Linked DNA regions of Homo sapiens: all the other regions are linked to region 1. Evidence: chromatin loops called from intact Hi-C (ENCODE). Cell type or tissue: HepG2. All regions are shown on one strand. Each heading gives the region's core, and the rest is flanking DNA. Links, peaks and the distances in the headings are about the cores only. Region 1 overlaps VCAN (versican). Region 2 overlaps XRCC4 (X-ray repair cross complementing 4). Region 3 has its middle 110 kb from the start of RPS23.

What was found. Hi-C counts contacts between places; a loop is a spot of excess contacts. Peaks named below come from ENCODE experiments on the same cell type or tissue, not always from the same donor. Only the 100,000 strongest peaks of a DNase experiment are listed, where the experiment ranks them.
Region 2: a loop joins it to region 1, with 36 times the contacts of the local background. A loop is called at or near these places in 4 of 110 quality-filtered maps.
Region 3: a loop joins it to region 1, with 8 times the contacts of the local background. A loop is called at or near these places in 2 of 110 quality-filtered maps.

What each region holds. Positions count from the first base shown.
Region 1 is chr5:83,573,445-83,580,635 of GRCh38, reverse strand. VCAN (versican) reads right to left here. Exons shown (of 15, transcript NM_004385.5): 14 at 474-656; 15 at 1-329. The coding sequence ends at 202. Among named protein-coding and RNA genes, the nearest start is that of VCAN-AS1, 15 kb to the right of the region's middle. In HepG2, for the core only: no CTCF peak of the experiment used is centred there; a DNase peak (open chromatin) is centred at 3,425.
Region 2 is chr5:83,087,670-83,094,860 of GRCh38, reverse strand. The region is part of intron 1 of XRCC4 (X-ray repair cross complementing 4); the gene reads right to left. Among named protein-coding and RNA genes, the nearest start is that of XRCC4, 14 kb to the right of the region's middle. In HepG2, for the core only: no CTCF peak of the experiment used is centred there; no DNase peak of the experiment used is centred there.
Region 3 is chr5:82,383,999-82,391,189 of GRCh38, reverse strand. No RefSeq gene overlaps it. Among named protein-coding and RNA genes, the nearest start is that of RPS23, 110 kb to the right of the region's middle. In HepG2, for the core only: no CTCF peak of the experiment used is centred there; a DNase peak (open chromatin) is centred at 3,809.

The DNA of each region.
Region 1 (7,191 bases), core at 862-5,861:
TTTTCTTTCATTTTGTCTGCTGTCTTTTTGAATGCCAATACTTTCATTTAAAATGTTTTGGGAGCACGGCAACCCAAAATGACTGAACGGTGGTCCAAAAATCCAAACCAACTGATAATTACTTCTCGAGGTGATAGGAAAGGCACAGGAAGTTAGGACTTTGGCTGAAATGATGAAAACACATGTTCGCCATTTTAGGGATCAGCGCCTCGACTCCTGCCACCTCCGGCTCCAACGATGATCATGTTTGGATGTATTTATTGAATTGTCCTTTGCTGATGAGGAATTTTTAAAGTATTTCATAGAATAAGTCCTTTGGTATGCAGATGCTACATGGAAGGAAAGAAAGAAAAAAAGAAAACACACAATATTACTTGCTCCATACCCTAAACTGCCGATACCACAGCCGTAAAATGAAGGTGTCTAGTAGTTGTTATAGCACGGTAGTCCATTCTTTCTAAAGGACCACTTACGGTTCATGCAGGTAATTTTAGGTATAGCCCATCTTCCATTTCCTAAGCACCGGATAGTTGGAAGGTGACGTTGAATGAAACCATCTTTGCAGTGGTATCTAATCAGGGAGTTGATTTCATAACGAGGTTTCATCTTTCCAAAGGTCTTGGCATTTTCTACAACAGGGGGCTGGCCGCAAGCGACTAAAGGAAAGCAAATTGGGTTATTTCCAAATAATCTAAGTATTTCAACTAATATGAGTCTCTTATTTTTCTCTCTTTCTTTATGGTACCAAAGTAAGCAACTTCATCAAAGGCAATCTTTTAGAATTAAGAATATGAAATTTTTCAAAAAGAAAATGTAATGTTGAGGCTCTGGGCCTACTTTGAATCTCAGATTATGCCATCTTGAAATTTGTTTTATTAAAACAACCATAGGACTAAATGGTCATACATTCATCTACCCCTCTGGAAGGGCCACTATTCTGACAAAATTTCCAAATTAAAAAGCATACTGTCTTCATCACCGTCCCTAAGTTTTTATTTCTTAATTACCTTCACTTGGGACAATAATGAATTTAACTATTACTATTACCTCCTTATAAAAACGTACAATCTACAGGCCAGGCACAGTGGCTTATGCCTGTAATCCCAGCACTTTGGGAGGCCAAGCGGGGTGGATCACGAGATCAAGAGATTAAGACCATCCTGGCCAACATGGTGAAACCCTGTTTCTACTAAAAATACAAAAAATTAGCCAGGCATGGTGGTGGGCACCTGTAGTCCCAGCTACTCGGGAGGCTTAGGCAGGAGAATCACTTGAACCTGGGAGGCGGAGGTTGCAGTGAGCCGAGATTGCACCACTGCACTCCAGCCTCGTGACAGAGCAAGACTGTGTCTCAAAAACAAAACAAAACAAAACAAAACAAACAAACAAACAAACAAACAAAAAACCTTACAATCTACAATAACATCATAGTTTTGAAATATGGACAAAGTCTCCTAAATACAAATATCTTTTGGTTCCATTTATATTTATTTGCTCTTTTTTGTCTTCTGTATTGAGACAAGAAAAAGAGACCATAATATTCATGCCTGAGTTTCATAAATACCTTAATGAATATAAATTAAAACTCCTGAGACAGGCAAATGAGGGTAAAGCTTGGAATTCTTAACCATCATTTTAAATTTACAATGAAAAATTTTGTAATTTTGAATTTTAAAAAAATCCAAAAGCTTGGAAAATTGATTTAATTGAATTTGTGTTAACATAGTTTTATTCAACATTAGCACACTTATTTTAAATGATATGCTTTAAAAAAATGAACTTTGATTAAATTATTATATTTACCTATATATCTTTAATACAAATGTAACTTAAATATAATTTTCCCTAAGTGGAAATTTCTATTGCTTAAGAATTCTTACACCACAGGCCCACAAAAACATGCCACATTCTCTCATGAAATATTGCAAATATTCAGTGGGAAAATGATTACCAGAAACCTTGGTACCAAATATTTGAATGTCAACATCCTAATATTAAAAGTTTACAATTATTAAATTTATTACATATTCAGAGGACTGTTTACAACCATATCCTTCTGCAATGACAAATTTTGGTTTAATTTAAATGTTTGGTTCTTCTAATTTACTTCTGCTTGACCTCAATCTGGATACCTGCACACTTTTTTTTTTAACTTTTAAGTTCAGGGGTAAATGTGTAGGCTTGTTATATAGCTAAACTCATGTCACAGGGGTTTGTTTTACAGATTATTTTGTCACCCAGGTACTAAGCCTAATACCCAACAGTTATTTTTCTAATCTTCTCCCTCCTCCCATCCTCCACCCTCAAGTAGGCCCCAGTGTCTGTTTTTCCCCTCTTTGTGTCCTTATGTTCTCAGTGTTTAGCTCTCACTTATAAGTGAAAATACGCAGTATTTGGTTTTCTGTTCCTGTGTTAGTTTGCTAAGGATGATGACCTCCAGCTCCATCCATGTTCCTGCAAGGGACATGATCTCATTCCTTTTTATGGCTGCATCGTATTCCATGGTGCACACTTCTTTTATTGCAATATGGAAAGCCTATACTAGGGTCCAGACAATAGCAAGTATCAGATGGAATAAGACCAAAGTGATAGGGAAGGTTAAAAATGATCAATTCAATAATTCAATGTACTTGATTTGGTGCTATGCTAACAAATTTGAACTCATTTTTATAATTTTGAGGAAATAATTGTATAGATTTCTTCTAAAACTAAATATGAAGACTTATTAAAAAGCTATAATAATTCAGTGAGTGTGGTATTGGCAAGGACAGGAAAATAGACCAGAAAGAGATTTACACACATATGCTTGATATTTGAAAGAGGCAACATGGCAGAGCAGAGGGAAAGTGTAGTCTTTTCATTTGAACACTTGTGTATTCATACAGAAATAATAAACTTGGTTCCATACTTCAGAAAAGACATTAAAAATCAATTCTAGATGGTTGAAATATATAAATATAAGAGGCAAAACTATAAAACATTTAGAAACTATAGAATATCTTTATGACTTCAGGATAGTGTCAACCAAAATTAAGGCTGTTGAGGCAGAAATAATTTGATAAAGGCTTATTGGAAGCCAAATGCCAGGATCTACCTGGGAAGACACACCACAAATTTGGGCATATTCCAGAATCTGCTACAAGTTGGAAGGTTTTTATGGGGAAGTTCAGAAGGGAGGGCAACTCCTCAGACCCGAGTTGTGATTTTCATTGGAGGGTACAATACAGAGGTTATAATCATTGGCTACGATTTACAAAATACAAGCTAAAATGCTCTATGTGCAAAACAATCAGTAAAACTTCAGGATTCAGAAACAAATCAGTGTTTTTCCACTGTCAGTAGGCTACATATTAATCAGTATGTCAACAGTTTAAGGAATTCATGATAAGATTTGAGGAACTCACGATAAAATTGTTTACTCAGGGACAGGATGTAAGCCATGAATCATAAGACCTCCCCCAGGCGGATTAATTTGGAAGCCTGCCAATGTGACCTGTAGGTTATCAGTAGGTAAAGATTTCTTAAAACACAAAAAAGATTAGATCATAAAGGAAAAAAAATAAATAAAATTAAGGATTCTGTTCATCAGAAAATATCATAAGGTAAGGGTGAAGTCAAGCAACAAACTGGGAGAAGATATTTGCAACATATAAAATTGTCAAGGGATTAGTAACCAGAATATAAAAAGAACTCCTACAAATTAGTATGTATAAGATTATAAGTAAACAATTTTCAAAAATAACCAAAAGATATGAACAGAAACTTTACAAAAGCAGAGCTTCAAGTGATTGATAAATATATGAAAAGATATTCAGAGAGACGTATCAAAAAATGTGAATTAAGTCACAAGAGATTACATTTTATACCCACCAGATTGGCAAAAATTTCAAAGTCCAATAGTGCCAAATGTTGGAGAAGATGTAGAGCAACAGGATCTATCACAGATTGTTGGTGGGAGTGAAAATTGGTACCACCACTTTGGAAAAAAATTTGGCTTTTTAAAGTAGATTTTATGGTACATATATCCTATGACTCAGCAACTTCACTCCTGGAAATATATCCTACAGAAACTCACAAAAGTTGACCAAGAACAAGTTCAAGAATGCTCATAGAAACATTGTTTATAAAAGCAAAAACACCGAATATGACTCAAGCGTCCACTGACAGGAGAATTGATAAGTAAAATGTTGTATAGTTATACAAGAAATACAATACAGAAACAAAAACAAAGAACATGCCATTACATGCATCAACATGAATAAATCTCACAAACATAATGCTGAACAAAAAAAAGAGCAAAGCACAGAATATATACAGTATGATCCCACTTATTTAAAGTTCAAAAATGTACAACACTAAATAATTTATTGTTTAGTGAAACAAGTGTATATCATAATAGAAAAGGGAAAAGCAAGGGAATTAAGTCATTATCTCTGGTGGGAGTTGAGAAGTAAATAGATAGGATTGAGAGGAACCCACAGGATACTCCACAGATACATGGGCAGTATGCATTGAGGTGTTCTTTTAAAAAATATGCCTTTTGTATATATTATAAATCGTTACAAGTATGTAATAGTTAATTAAAAGGAAAACTACTTAGGTCTGTAGGTTTAAAATATCTAAAAAGAGAAAAGGGTATCTTTTTTAAAAGCCTATAAACATTTAAAAACTTCCCCAGAGTTCTGATTAGTAAAGAATTGACTGCACAAATATAAAAATCAGCGAGTAGGGGAGATAAAATGCAAAAATAGGGTTTTTTTCCTTCTTCTTCTTTAATGAGGTAGAACCAGTATTTTATAAAACTTGTTATCCATTGGGAAATGTAAACAATCATGGTGTTTTTGTGAATCTTTTTTGGTATAGGGCAGTGGTTCTCAACGTGGGACAGTTTGCCTCTTCTGGAGACATATGGCAATGTCTAGAGACATGTTTGCTTTTTACAATGCAGAAAGGATGTAAAGGTGCTACTGACATGTAGTATACAAAGGGCAGGGATTATGCTAAACATGCTTTAATGCACAGGATAGCCTCTCAAAATAAAGAATTATCTGACCAAAAATGTCAATAGCTCTGCTGTTGAGAAACCCTGCTATAGGAGAAAATAAAATAGGAAATGTAAGAATGTTTAAATCATAAAATGAAAAGTATGACTCCAGGGACCATTGGAGACATAAGAGGGCAAACATGACATTTGGATAGAGACGAATAATTTAGTAAAGATTCCTACACCGGAAAAAGAAAAATAGAAAATACTTGATTTGCTAGTTTTACAAATCTCATCGCAGAGGTGCTGAAGTAAGGGACATGGTCAGGAAAGCTTCTCATGTAGAAAAGGTATTGAGAATACATTCTACCTTGGGTGAGAAAACAGCAGACTAACGTACTTATTGCTAACAGCTGACTTTCATATGAGACTCGGGCTTGATGTATGTTAGTGTTCTCTTTCTTCTAATAGAATTTCTCATTATTGGGGTTTAAATCTTTCCTAAAATATTTATAGAGTATGGTTTTTAGTTTTATTATTTTTGTATTCAAAGACAAATTAATCAAATAGGTTTATATTTTACATGTGTACTTCGTACTCTTATTTGAGATGGGTAAAAGTCTGGGTCTAGGGATTAAATATTCATGTGATAACACCATTATTAATTGCAAATAGGTTAAAATATTTTACAGAATTTCTATTTGTTTAGGGAAAAAGTCTGTACAGCGTGCTTTAGAAATTGGCCAATGATAAACACACCTTTTAAAAAATTCGCTTTTAAAATATTTCTTGTTTAATGTTAACTAAACAATTCTCATAAAATTTATATTACACATGTTCTTATTTTATTATATCTTGTAAATATTCAACTACAGATATAAGGATGGCATTTGTGATCCATAGTTTATAAGCATAAAATAAACTTCTAAGGGAATGGTTAAAAAGCTCAAATGCCTACAGAGACCAGGCAGTTGGCAAAAACCGGTGACAATTATAATCCCAAAAGACATAATCTCAAAAGTCATAATCCCAAATTTTGAAATTCCTAAAGACCAAAATCCCTAGAGGTTAAAATCCCTAACATCTAAAGTCCCCAAAATCATAATTCTGAAATATTAAAATCCCAAATGTTGAAATCCTGAAAGCCAAATTCTAGGGAAGGGATTAGTGCATTTTTGGTTGTATGCAGGATAGTTATATCATGTCAGGAGAAATTATTATATTACCTTGTTATTGTCTTTATTTGGAAATTTAAATACGGTTTAAAAACATGCATATGGGTGCCAAGTTGCAAGGGGTAGACCTGTAGACTTAATTTTAGGTGTCAACATGACTGGATTAAGGAATACCTAGAAACCTAATAGAGCATTATTTGGGGCACGTCTCAGAGTGTTTCTAGAGAAGATTAATGTGTCAGCGTGAGTGGATGAGGTGGGGAAGATCTGCCCTCATTGTTGATGGGCACCATCCAATCAGCCAGGGGCCCAGAGAGAACAGATACAGAAGGCAAGCTGGTCTTTCTCTGAGAGCTGGGACAGACTTCTGCCACCATGGACATCAGAACTCCAGGCTCACTAGCCTTTGGATTCCAGGACTTACACACCAGAGGCCCCCCAGGTCTTGAGGCTTTCGGTCTCAGACTGAGAGTTACAGTACTGGCTTCAGCTTCCTTGGTTCTCAATATAAAAATATTGAAACTTCCTCAATAAATGAAGAGATGTTCTTTTATACATCTCCATTTATGAAAGATAAAATTTCTCAAGATCTCAGCTCTTTGAGTGACTGAATATGCGGTGGTAACCCATCTCAGTTCTTCATCAATCTTGTGAAAAGATTTATGTTGTTCATCATGGTATTTCAGATGACCACCGTTATAAAGCTGGTGCACACAATTACAACCAGAGTGATGTGCATTCATACATTTTGGTTTTTCCCCAACTGCCATTAGTATACCTGAGTGCTTATGCTTGAAAATATATGTATGTTTTTATTGTCTATTTATTTTATTGTCTAAAGTGGCTTATGAAGCACGCTGTCATGTTTTTATATGTTTCTCTAATAAATCATCATTTTAAAATGTAAATAAATGTCTTTAAAATTTGTTTTTTTCCAGAATTCTATTTTTGGGATTTTAATCCTTTGAGATTTCAACATTTAGGATTATGGCATTTGGGATTGTGTCTTTCAGGATTGGGACACGGACTCAC
Region 2 (7,191 bases), core at 1,222-6,221, 490 kb after region 1:
AAGTTAAATGGGCAGCACATGGTGGCTCACACCTGTAGTTCCAGCAACTCAGGAGGCTGAAGCAGGAGGATCCCTTGTGCCCAGGAATTCAAAGCTATGGTGAACTATGATTTTGTCACTGCACTCCAGTCTCCAGCCTGGGAGACAGAGTGAAACCTCAACTCTTTTGGGAAAAAAAAAAAGTTAACCACAAGAATATATAAATAGAAAATTAAATTTTGAAAATACATGAACAAAATGAAAAGTTTGACAAAGAAATAGAAACAATTAAAAAATGAATATCCAGGAGATGAAGAATACAACGACTAAACTGAAAAATGAAATAGGAAGCTTGAACAGCTGCCTTGAGGAAGCTGAAGAAAGAATCAGTGAGCTTCTAGATGGACATTTGAAATCAGTCAGAGGAGCAAAGAAAAAAAGAAAAAGAGGAAAGGAAAGAAGAGGGGAGGAGAGGGGAGAGGAGAAGAGGGGAGAGGAGGGGAAGAGAGGGGAGGGGAAAGGAGGGGAAGAGAGGGGAGCGGAGGGAAGGGGAGGAGAGGGGAGGGGAGGGAAGGGGAGGGAACGGGAAAGGAGGGGAGGGGAGCCTATGGGGATTATGGAGCACCATCAAGAGACCTAACCTATACATAATAGGAATTAAGAAGTAGAAAAACAAAGTAGGTAGATGCATATTTAAAGAAATAACAAATGAAAAGTTCCCTAATCAGAAGGAAGCCAACATCCAGGTACATGAAGAAAGGAGATCTCCAACCAAATTCAAACCAAAGAGGAGTTGACGATAACATGTAATTATCAAACTATCAAAAATTAAAGAGAAAGAAAAAATTCTGAAAACAGCAAAAGATAATAAAGAAATCACACATAAAAGGGTTCCAATAAAAATAACAATAAACTTCTTAGCAGAAACCCCAGACCAGGAGAGAGTGGGCTGATATATTCAAACTGCTCGGGGGATGGGGCGTAAAAAAATGCTGCCAACCAAGAAGACTTTACCCAGCAAAGATGTCTTTCAAAAATAAGAAGGAAATAAAAACTTTCCCAGACAAGCAAAACTTTTACAACATCCCATAAATTTTGGCATACCGTGTTTTCATTTTTGTTTGTCTAAAGATATTTTTTAATTTCCCTTTTAATTCCTCAATTGACCTATTGGTTGTTCAGGAGCATGTTGTTAATTTCAGTATACTTCTGAATTTTCTGAAATTCTTCCCGTAATTGATTTCTAGTTTCATACAATTGTGGTCAGAAAAGATATGTGATATGATTTCAGTCTTCTTCAACTTCCTAAGATGTGCTTTGTGAACTAACATACAATCTATCCCAGAAATGATCTGTGTACATTTGAGAAGATTGTGTATCCTGTTGGTGTTAAGATGGAATACTCTGTATATGTCTGTTACGGTTCATTTCATTTAAAGTGTTGCTTAAGTCTAACATTGCCTTATTAATTTTCTGACATTATCTGTCCATTATTGAAAGTGGTGCATTGAAGTTCTCTACTGTTATTGTATTACAGTCTATCTCTGTACACCCTTTAATGTTTGCTTTATATATTTAGGTGCTCCATTGCTGGGTACATATGTATTTATAATTGTTATAGCCTCTTGGCAAACTGACTACTTTATCATTATATAATGCCTTCATTTTCTTCTTTTTACAGCTTTTGACTTAAAGTATTTTCTGCTGTAAGTATTGCTACTTCTGCTGATTTTTGGTTACCATTTGTGTAGAATATCTTTTTCCATTTCTTCACTTTCAGTCTATATGTGTCCTCAAAAGTGCAGTGAGTTCCTTGTAGGTAGCATGTAGTTAGGTCTTGTGTGTGTGTGTGTGTGTGTGTGTGTGTCCATTCATTTACTCCTTGTCTTTTATAGGAGAATATAATCCGTTTACACTCAATATAATTGTTGATAAGTAAGGAAAGGACTAACTTTCTCGCCATTTTGTTAATTATTTTCTATCATTGGGTCTTTTTTTCTTGAAGATATTTTGTTTCCTTCTTCATCTCTTGCAATTTTCCTTTGTGGTTTGATAGTTTCCTGTGTGGTATGTCTTGAATCTTTTGAATCTAATTTTATTTTTTGTGAATCTCCTACAGATTTTTGCTTTTTGGCTACCATGAGGCTTACAAAGAATATCTTACACTTCTGTCTATTTTAACCTGATAGCAGCTTAACATTGATTAAATACAACTCAACACCTTTACCCAGCCATCTTATGTTTCTAATGTCTAAATTACATCATATTATAATATATATATCCCTTGAAAGTTTATTGTAGCTGTGGTTGCAATTAATAATTTTGTCCTTTAACCCTGTACTAAGAATAAAATTACTCTACACACCACCATTACCATCCTAAAAATATTCTGAATGTTGATCAGTATTACTTATACCACTAGGTTCTGTGCTTTCATAACTTTTTTGTTATTTGACATTAAAATGGATTTGACATTAAAAGCATAGGAAACAAAAGCAAAGATAGACAAATGAGATTACATCAAACTAGAAAGCTTCTGCACATCAAAGGAAACAATTAGCAGAGTAAAAAGACAACCTACAGAATTAAGAAAATATCTGCAGTCCATATATTTGGTAAAGGGCTAATATCCAAAGTATAAGAGGAAATCAAACAGCTCTATAGAAACAAAACAGATAATCCAATAAAAACGTGAGCTATTGACCTGAATAGGTATTTGTCAAAAGAATACATCTGAATAACTGATAGATACTTGAAAAAACGCTCACCATCACTAATCATTAGGGAGATAGAAATTAAAATCACAATTAGATATCACCTCCTATCTGTGAGAATGGCCACTATCAACAAAAACAACAAACACTTGCAAGAAGGTGGAGAAAAAGGGAACCTTTGTATCCTGTTGGTAGGAACATAAATTAGCATAACCATTACGGGAAACAGTATGGAGGATCCTCAAAAAACTAAAAATAGAATTACTATATGATCCAGCAATCCCACTTCTGAGTATTTACCTGAAAGTTTTAAAATCAGAATGTGGAAGAGACATCTGTAGTCTCATATTCACTGCAGCACTAGACAATAGCCAAATAATGGAATAAACCTAAATGTCTATCAGAGGATAAATGAATACCAAAAAATTCATCTACACACAATGGAACACTATTCAGGCTTTAAAAAATAAAAATAACTTTGTAATTTGTGACATCACAGACGGAATTGGAGGACATTACCCTAAGTGAAATAGGCAAGGCACAGAAAGACAAATGCCACAGTTCTCACTTATATGTATAATCTAAATTAATTGAACTCACAGAAGCAGAGAGTAGAATGGTGGTTACCAGAGGCTGGGTGGTAGGGAGGATGGGCAGTTGATATGGTTTGGCTGTGTCCCCACCCAAATCTCATCTCGAATTGTAATCCCCAGATGTTGACCTAGGACCTGGTGGGAGGTGATTGGATCACAGGGACGACTTCCCCCATGCTGTTCTCATAATAGTGGAGTGAGTTATCACAAGAGCTGATGGTTTTAATAGTTTGGCAGTTCCCATTTCACTCTTCTCTCTCACCTGCCACCATGTAAGATATGCCTGCCTGCTTTTCCTTCTGCCATGATTGTAAGTTTCCTGAGGCCTCCACAGCCATGCAGAACTGTGGGTCAATTAAACCTCTTTTCCTTATAATTTACCTAGTCTTAGGCAGTTCCTCATAGCAGTGTGAAAACAGGCTAACACAACAGTCAAAAGAGTATAAAGCCTCAGTTATATATGAGAAATAAGTCTGACTTTTCTATTTTAGATCAATTGTACAGCATGCTGAACATAGCTAACAATTGAGTACTGTACATTTCAATATTGCCACAAATAAACAATGTTAAATACTTCAGGGGATAGATATGTTAATTAGCTTAATTTAACCATTCTGCATTGCATTCAAAATCATAATATCACTTTGTACCCCATAAATATAAACAACCATAACATAATATATAATATAAATAAAATTTAACAAACAAAAAATAATGAGTGTGTGTGATATTATAAGAAATATGTTTGAACTTTGTCCCCTGCTCCTCGCACAGAGTTGGCAAAACCCTTGAAATTTCCTGAGTGATAGGAATGTTTTTGTTACTCATAAGGAACAGCTTTCAATTACACCTGAGTTTATAATAATGAAGTGACTTACAGTGGGGCCTCTAGACAGCCTCAGGATGGAGCTGGTCACCAGAAACACCAAGTGATTAGTAGGCTGGGATTTTCAGACCCTCCTCCCTACCCTCCATTCCTCCCATGCACCCAGACCAGGAGATTGAGCTCTATAAAAATTTGAATTGGGAGGTTTATAAGTCCATTTTCACACTGCTGATAGACATACCTGAGATTCAGTAATTTATATGGAAAAAAACAGTTTAATGGACTTACAGTTCCACATGGCTGAGGCGGTCTCATAATCATGGCAGAAGGCATGGAGGAGCAATTCATGTCTTACATGGATGGCAGCAGGCAATGAGACAGAGCTTGTGCAGGGAGCCCCCCCCAACCCCACCACCTTATAAAACCATCAGATCTCGTGAGATTTATTCACTATCATGAGAAAAGCATGAAAAAGAACTGCCCCCATGATTCAATTACCTCCCACTGGGTCTCTCCCACAACACGTGGGAATTCAAGATCAGATTTACATGGGGAAACAGCCAAACCATATCAGGAGGCTTAGGAAGGAGGATCACTTGAGCCCAGGCCTTTGACATTACAGTGAGCTATGATTGTGCTACCTGCACTCCAACCTGGGTGACAGAGTGAAACCCTGTCTCAAAAAAACAAAACTCTTGAACAAGGAGATGTGAACAGCTTCCTGCTTGGTGAACACATCATGGTGCTAAAAGGTGGCATGTCCACAGAAGGGCATTGAAGTCCTGTTCCCCTGCCACCATAACTTTCCCTATGTGTCCTCTCTCATTTGGCTGTTCCTAAGTTCTATCTTTTGTACTAAACCAGTAAAGGTAAATAAAATATTTTTCTGATTTCTGTGACCCATTATAGCAAATTATCAAACCTGAGGCAGAATTGCTTCTCTTGCACAAAGTAGTGTGGCTTCATTTGTTAATAAACATTTCATTAATTCTTTTGGGGAAGTGTTTGATTAAAAATAATTTTTTTTTCTAAGACATGTAACATTCCCAGCTTCTCCCTAATAAGAAAATTATTCGTGAGGCATAAATCAAGGGAAACCTTGATTTATAACTGGTTGGTCAAAAGTATAGGTGACTCAGGACTTGTGACTGGCATCTGAAGTGGAGGCAATTTTGTGAGACTGAGCCCACAAACCTGTGGGATCTGACACTAACCCTAGATAGATGGTGTTTGAATTGTACTGAATTGTTGAATACCCACTTGGTGTTAGAGAATTGGAGTTATGATTGGCCTCCAAGGATCCCAAGTCAATTATCTTATTCCCCCACTGGGGGAAAAAAAGAGGGTTTAATATAGGAAGGATATTGGGATAATCATGCTTAGCAGATTCTCTGCCAGTTCTTCTCCTGATGGAAAGGGCCTGGAGCTGAATTACATACACTGAATCACTCAGCAGAAAGCTCACCTAGTGGCTGATAGAAATGGAACTTTGATAGTTTCAGAATTCTAGTACTATTCTGTTAGATTCCCATGTGCTGGCCTCTCCAACATTTGAATGAAGCAAGCAACAAAATTAATCCAGATTAGAAGTCATTTGTTATCAAGGTATCACAATTTAGGAGGCTGTGCTTCTACAAGGGTAGTGTCTGATAGCACTTAGTTACCTGCAAAATTGGCAACCACCTCCAGCAGGCAGCAGTGAAACAAGGTCACACAGCTAAAAGAGTATCTTTAAATTACCTTATTGATCAGAAAGATTAATCAATTGGTGGCCTCTTTATGGCTACAACTTAATATCAATTTTGAAACAAAATCCTAAAAAGATTGTCAGACTTCTTCAAAGGATTCTGAAATAGCACTAAATCAAACATGTTCCTGCCTATAAAGTACAATGAAGTGAAAATGAAGTCAAATTATCAATAATCTTTAAACTTCAGAACAATCAAGAATGATTATCTTATTAGAAGGAAGTTGGAAATGTTATATGCATCAACAATCTTCAAACTACAGAACTATCATGAATAATTTTCTTATTAGGGAGAAGCTGGGAATGTTACATGTCTTAGAAAAAAAAATTTATTTTTAATCAAACACTTCCCCAAAAGAATTAATGAAATGTTTATTAACAAATGAAGCCACACTACTTTGTGCAAGAGAAGCAATTCTGCACAGCAAAATTTAAAATGCTGATCTGAAAAGCTATTCAGTCAAGTTAGTTTCATAGTCACTTAATATGTTTTAAAAATTTCCCATTAAGTTGAAATAACGAACTGAAATCAACCTGCAGAACGTCAGTTGTAAAAATTCCACTCCATCTACCAGTCATTCATTAAGGAAGCAGTATGTGCAAACTTTGTGTTCAATGAGAACTCTAGCAGATCAGAAAAAAAAAGTAATGACACTTTCTCTCCAGAAACTTTTCATCCACTTAGGAGAACATGACAATACAGAGTTCTATATAAATTATAATTAAACTTGTTAGTTATTTAAAAAATAAGTAAATATATACAAGGTAGTATAGAATTTTGCTACAGCAGAGTTAAAGTAGTAATAAAATAATGACAAGATACATCAAATACCTGCTAAATGACATAAAAAGATGCTGCATTTTCTAAGGTAAAAAAATTACAGGACCAATATAAACAAAAATAAGAGGTATAAGAGAAGGTTTGCCTGAGGAATCCAATGTTCAGAAAATGAAATACCAACAATCAACTAGTAGATTCACCAGTAGCAACGACAATACAATTCCAATGCCTTGAAAATTATTTTTCCTTAACAATTGAAATGTATATTATTAAATTCAATTCTGCCTGCATAAATATTCCACTTTGGCCAAGGTACAAGACTGCCCAGTGAAACATCAGAAATACAAAATATCCAGAAAAATGAGGTACATGCTTTTCATTTTAACAAGGCATGTAGCTCCAAACCAAATAAAGAAGAGACATACACCAAAAAAAGAGTAAATTACTAAATTTTCAAAGATAAGATTGTATTAATTTTTTTGTGTATTTTAGTATGACATCTTGCTTGCTGAAACAATGAACACGCTATGACCAGGAAAAAAAAAATTTTT
Region 3 (7,191 bases), core at 759-5,758, 1.2 Mb after region 1:
CATTGTTTAAATGTATTACCCTAACTTTTAAAGTTCTCCATATTATGGCCCCAATTTAACTTCTCACTCCCTCCTACAGAAATCTTAATTCATGCTAAAATATTCTACTGACAGACGGCCAAAGTGGCCCCCATACTGTATCCATCACCTCTACCTGACCCACATTTACGATTTTCATGAATCAGTTCAAAGTGCTTCTCCATAAAGCCCCTGAATGAATTGTATCCATTCAACCTGCAATGCTCTTTCCATCTTCTGATCACGTTGATAATGTTCGTATCAACTGCAATTTTTTTGCAATTTTTCTTATTACTTAAATGTAATTACTGTTAAATACCATCCCTAGCTAAATCATGTTTCTTTTCATTTGCCACAGTATTTCGTTCATAGCAGGACTCAGAAAATTTTTGATTTGATGATTTTATCATTCATTCAAATTAGCAGTAATATCATTCCAATGTATTCAACAATATTAATTACATAATTTTAAAATATGCTTTAGTATTTTCAACTATAACATGAACTATATTAATGAATAATAATATGTGAATATATATGCTAATAATTATTTAAAGGATTTTAAAATAAATCTTTTAAATAGGTTAAATTATATGTCATCATGCTTATGTTATATATATGCTTTGCATATATACCAAAATGTATTCCAGATATACCCAAAATTGATTCAAATTACTAGATCAATTTAATTAAAGCTTGTTGTAAACTAAATAATAGCGAACAGTCTCCTCTTTTCAATACATTTCTATAGATTTTTCTAGGAATAATTTTAAAGCTAATAAATTTAAAGCTAGACAGATTTCATATAAAGAAACAAAACTTTACTACAAAATCAAGATATGTTGCTGAATACTTTCAATATACTCATCTTGTCATCTCAGCAAAAATAAGCCACTTATCCTTGTTTATTTTTCAGAATTTTACTTTCCTCTTACAAACATATTTCTACCTTGTGTTAATTATCTTTCTTTCACAACCTCCTGTTGCATTTCATTTTCTGTCCATTTATAGTTTGACAGCTTGCTCTGGGCTCATTCTATTTTATAGCGAACGCTATTTCTGTCTTTGTCAAATCTCAAGCCCATTGTCATTCTCCCTCCTCCTTTAAACGGAGCACTGTAAGTAGACATACACCTAATTCATGATCATGTCTTCAAGTGGCTGTCAAGTGAGAAACTATATTCATATAGTCATTTAAATTATAATATTATAAAACATAATGTCATTAAATACTAATTGGGTGCTGTGAGTAAATAGAGAACACTATTAATATCTCTGGGTTGTTATTATCAGAGAGAGGTAGGTGGATATAGTAGAACTTGAGCTTCAGTTATGTACAGGTTAGCAAGGTAAAGAGGTAGCATAAATAGGGGAGCACTATGACTTTGATGCTGGACAGAACTAGAGTATGTCACGCAGGTCTCCTGCTAATTTGCTGTGTGATCTTGAGCAAACCACTTCACCTCTCTAAACCTTAGTTTTCCGTAAGAAAGCTTTCAAATAGGGGCACTCATTCTTACCTCACAGGGTTGTTGGAAGGACAGAAAGAATACATAAAGCACATAACAGTACTCAGCACAGAGTCAACACTCAGTCCATTACTTCTTAAAGGATAGGGCAGTCCAGGGGGAGAAAACCCAGGGACTGTGCATGTTCAACTCAACTACTGCCCCAGCAAAACTGAGGGCAACCACTACCTACGGCCCCTCTGGGCAGTAGGGACCACTGCTTCCCAATGGAAATCCTCTTCTCCTCTCCTATTTTCCCTCCCACTGCCAGTCAGGAGAGCTTTCATCAGCCAATTACAAACCCAAAATCAAATCCACAAGTCAGATAATGTAGCTAACTTTTTCCTTTGCGGGGATAAAAAAAGTGATAGAGGCTGAAGGAAAAATATAGCTCTGCTGCTGCCGCAGACAATGTTCTCAGGCAAAGAAACTGACTCACAGCTGGACAACTTCGAGAAAGAAAATTTTCCACAAAACAGCAACGATGCCACAAAATAAAAGAAAAATGAGAAAAAGCTATGACCTGCGGTTCCATAACTACATCGCTGCTGCCTAACTTTTCTGTGAACCTAATGACTCATTTTACTGTCAGTTCTAGTGTTTTAATCACTTCCTGAAGGAGCACATGGAGGGCGGAGCTTGGCCTGAATTGATGACTTCCCCGATAGCTTCACCAGAGCATAACCCACGTCCTCAAGCCCTTCACTGCAAAAACATGGCCTTGTCCACAAAGAGGGAATGGCCCTGCATTGAGTTGGATCCTCACATCCAGCACACACTGCATTTCATCAATGGCAATGCCAAAGTCATATTCAGGTAGGCTGAGAAGAAGCAAAAAAAAAAAAAAAAAAAAAAAAAAAAAAAAAAACAGGCAAAAATGATCCCAAAACATCATGCCTGATAAATGGAGGAGATAATAAGAGAGTGCCTGGTGGGCACGCAAGCACAATTACACAGCGCAGGCCAGGTGGAAAGGCTCCAGCTGGAAAAGGTCAGGGGTTGGGAGCCCTCAATTTATTGAGCACTGGGTGTGTGGGAGCAAAGGGGGCACCCAAAAGAAGGGAATCGGTGCACAGCGTGACAGACAACAGGGACATCGAGGATGTCTCCAGGGAGACGAAGGAGGGATTTCAGGGAAAAGGAGGCCTGGCCCAGGGGTGACCACACACTCAGGGTGCAAGGAGAGGGTTGGCGGGGCGGGGAATGAGTCCTGGCCCCAGAAGCCCCAAATGAAGCCAAAGAGAGGCAAAGTCTGGAGCACAACGTGGATGAGGTGACAAGAGGGGCCGCCATTGACCAAGGAAAGAATCTGAAATATTATTGTGGTCAGAGAGGCAGATAACTTTTATAAGAGCATTCCAGAATGAGCAGATGGGAAAGGCAGTTCAAGCAAGGAGGGAGATATCTGTTTATTTTCATAGGCAATTGTAGGCTTAAAAGGCAATCTGGGAGATTTTTTAGCCTTAAATAGATAAGCAGTATACTATTTTCTAGTAGACCACCAAATATAACCTGGTGTCTGGAATACAATTTAATAGGCAATTCCCAGAATAAATTATACCGATGTAGCTATGTATTTTCAGCCTTGTGAAAGGGTGCATGTGTATTTTCCTCTCCCAGAAGTGCATCCAAAGTTTTACTAATTCACAGCCTCCTGCTTCTCCCCACACTGCCCAGTGTCAGATGACATTTCTTGACAGTCCCCAACATGGATCCCGAAGTCCCAGCACTTGGGACCCCTCCTGCTGCCCCCCAACCCCGCAAGAACTACCTTCCCACAGACAGGGTTCTCTCGGGTGTGGCTCTCATCCTGGGGGAGCTGACGGTGCATGGCTAGTTTCCTTAGCACCTAGTGGAAACTAAACCAATCCCAAGGACAAACACAAGTGGATAGGAATCCCATGTGCAGTCCACACACACTTGACACAGCAAACACAAAATACACCTCCCAATGTCACAGCCTTCATTTAGTTCACGCTACTATATACCTCAATTCCACTGGAAAAAAAACATTAATAAAAAACTTCCTACTTCAAAAACTGGCAAATTACTTTGATGCTACTTCAAACTCTGTGTTTTCAGTTCTCCCACATTTTTGCCTTGATCCCTGGATAAGAAACCAATATATCAAAGTGAATACCTTGTTTGTGTTTATCATTGTTATCTTTATGAGAAGGCATTAACCCTTGCCCTTTGAGATAACGGAATCAGTGGACCTCAGATCAAACAAACTAAACTAAGAACGTCTGAGACATGGGAAGTTTGTCCCTGGGATGTTGGTATGCGGTGGCCCTATCCAGCTTTAGAACACTAACCCCCACCCCACCCCCAAGGCATTCAGAAATAATTTTATTTGCTCTTATTCATCAGCAAAGGAAAAGTAGCAAACCCCAGAGCCAAAGACTATTCATCCCACCCTGTGATAACCCTGACCCTAGTAAAGCCAACATCTGTCTCGTGTTTGAGGTGGCTGACGGCCAACTGGGGATCAGAAAACAACAATTTCCCTGGTCAGATGTAAGCTTTGCCCAGCATGTTGACTTTATAAACCACCCTGTAAGCTCAGTAAATTTAATTGGTAGATAGGGTTGTCTTTCCTTGGCTCATTTCCCACCAATTAATATTACCGGCATGAGTACCCATATGATCAGACGTACACTAACAAGACTCTGTCTAGACAGGCAGAAAAGGTTTTTTCTTTGTATTTTTTCCAGAATTAGGCATTAATGTGCTACTCGTGAATGGAACAAATGTTTACATAAATCCATACTGGGAAAAGAAATTCTTCTCTCAAACACTTCCAGGGGAGACATCATTGGCAGGATTAGCTGCATATTGGAGCTGCCATATTAGTTCATTTTCCCTGTACTTCAAAGATGCAGGAGCCAACAAGAGGGAGGGCACCACAGTAAGAAATGTGAGTAGCAAGGTTATAAATCAGTACTTTTGACAGGGTGATTCCAGACAGCTTTGCTTTAACCAACATTCGACCTTACTTTATAGTGGTGAGGAGGTATTGAGCATAGTTAAGTGTTAAAAAATGACCCTGGCCTTCCCTACAATGTGGTATGAAAAAATATAAAAGGCACTTTTAAACATTACTTTGAAAATCTTAAGTGAGGTATATAGTACAGAAATATCTGTTATCCAAAATCTAAGATTTTATTGTTTTCAAAAGAGGAATTTTTAAAAGTACCCCCTCCAAGGCAAACAAAAAATGTCAAGCTGTGAGACGTAAATAAAACTGCAAACTACCTTTTTCCCAACTACTCAACTCACAACTTTCCCCAATCCCTCTTTAGTGTTTGCTTATACCGGACAAATTACGAAACTAAATCTGCTAGGGAAGGCTAAGTTCATAAGGTTTTGGGTAAGTAACTCCAACAACCTTCATTGATTATTAACATTATGGGTCCCTCCATTCTCACAAGTGATCGAACCAAGTCAACACTTGGCACATTTTCAAAATTCTGCTAAGAAATAGCAGAGGACACAGAAGTATTATATAATATGGTCCCTGCCCTCAAGGAGTTCATAGTCAGATTATCCATACCAGTTTAATTCTTAAGATGACTGCTGTAAGAAACTGAAGCCCAACAGACAACATCATGATAGTTTTTCTGTTGAAAAGGAAGATTTTCATCAGTTGAATGGACAGTGACAACATTTCACTTTTGGAGAGAGGAAATTTGGTCCTCTAAACATGAGGTTCTATGATGGGCTGTAGTCATTGTATCCATTTCCTCCGGGCCCCAAATAAAGACGTGACCCAAACTGGGTCACACAAAGCCCTGCCTGTGGATGTCTTTGATACGGAGCTAACAAAGAGGCTGCTGCTTCTCTGGAAAGCTGTGGGAGGCATTGACACTGGAGCTTCCTGTGGCTGCTGTTCGCTGCTCAGGGAGGGTGCCCCACTGAGAGGATAGGGCCAATACGCAGAGAGAAGCAGAGAGAAGAGGGACGGCACAGCACTGTACACTCTGCTTCCAGAAACCTGAGGTTAACCATACCCTGCCCTTCCCAAAGTTTGGTTATGTTTGCCAGCAGGTTCCATCCTTGGCAAGCTCGTTGGAGTTGGACTTCTGTCCCTTACAACCAAAATGTGTCTTGACATCAGTTGTTCTCCATCTTCAACGTACCTAACAAAAGAAATGGAGTCTTACACTTCAGCAGGAATTACATGATACATATGACATATTATATACGAATTTTGAAATTACATGATAGATATGACATATTATATATGAATTTTGACTCTAAAGGAGCTCAACCATTAAACTTCCTACAAAGTGTGGATGTGGCACCTATTCTTGGTCTTCAAATTATCTCAGATGACTGTCTTGAATAACTTTACACACAGAACAAGGCCTAGACTGATGCATAATTCTTAAACTATTTGTTCTACACATCTTGGACCTGTTGAAATGGCCCAAAGACTACCCACCCCGCTGAGCACTGAAACTACCTATTCCTGCCTTCTAATTCCAAGTGCCCTCCATTCACTGTCATCTGCTGCTTCTGCACCTCCACAGGCACAAATACTAGGACAGCACTGACATACCCGGTGTGATTATTCACAAACACATCTTTGCATCACCTGCAAGTTCTCTGCCTTCTACTGAAGCCTCTGTGGAATCCACTTCTCCCTCCTGGCCATGGGGCCACCACAGCAGCTGAATCACCTGCCCTTCCTTCTTCCGTCCCTCCCAACTCAGAAAACCCCTGGTGTCCCCATGAGGACCACATTTTGAGAACCACTAAACAAGAGGCGTCTCTATGATTCTTGCCAACACTATCATCTCTGCATAATAGCACAAACTTTTCTTTCTCTGAGTGTTCTTTTTTGGCAATTAAAGGGGCAGATTTTAGAAGTTTCTCTCCTTTCTATCCTACAGTTATAAAAAAACGAAAAATGGGCAGTACATGAACCCAACCAAGAATACTGTTTTTTCAGCTGCTTTTCCTTAACCTTGAGATTCCTGAATTGAAATGGGGGAGGGAGAATAATTAGGTATGATGTTTGAGAAATTGATTCCTAATAGTTTGTGAGGTTTAGAGTATTCGTCATTTCACCCACTATTCAAGTGTTTCTTCGTGGTTTGCTCCACAAAGAAAAAGGTCTCTTGGGAGTCAAATCTGTTTGAAATTATTCAGCTCAAAGACTGACACTGTGAAATTAGAGAGAAAGAGGTCAAATAACCTTATCGGTGGATTTTCAGAGTAAAGCATGGTCTGGCATCATGTGGACGTTTTCAGATGGCCACAGACACTGAAGAGACAAAAAGAATTTTCCAAAAAAGAAGAATTTTTCTTACAGTAAAGAGATCCAAGTCCCACCCACATCATTTTTTGTTGTTGTTGTTTTGCCCTTGACCCTTCGCTGCTAACACTGCTTCTAAATTACTGCAGACACAGTGGAATTTGGAATCTCCATTAATATTTACAAAGCTTGCCACCCAGGCTATGACCCACCCTGCTGTTTCAGAATGATAAATTCATCTGCCTCTACCAGGACTTGAGAAATCTTATTTCACTGGGGAATAAGCATAATTTCTGCCATACACATGATGCGATTATCAAGTCTGGTTTATTAGCCAGCAGATCTCCTAAGGCTATTTCATGGCAAAAAAAAATGTATTCAATACAACTTTGGAATGACTAGAAT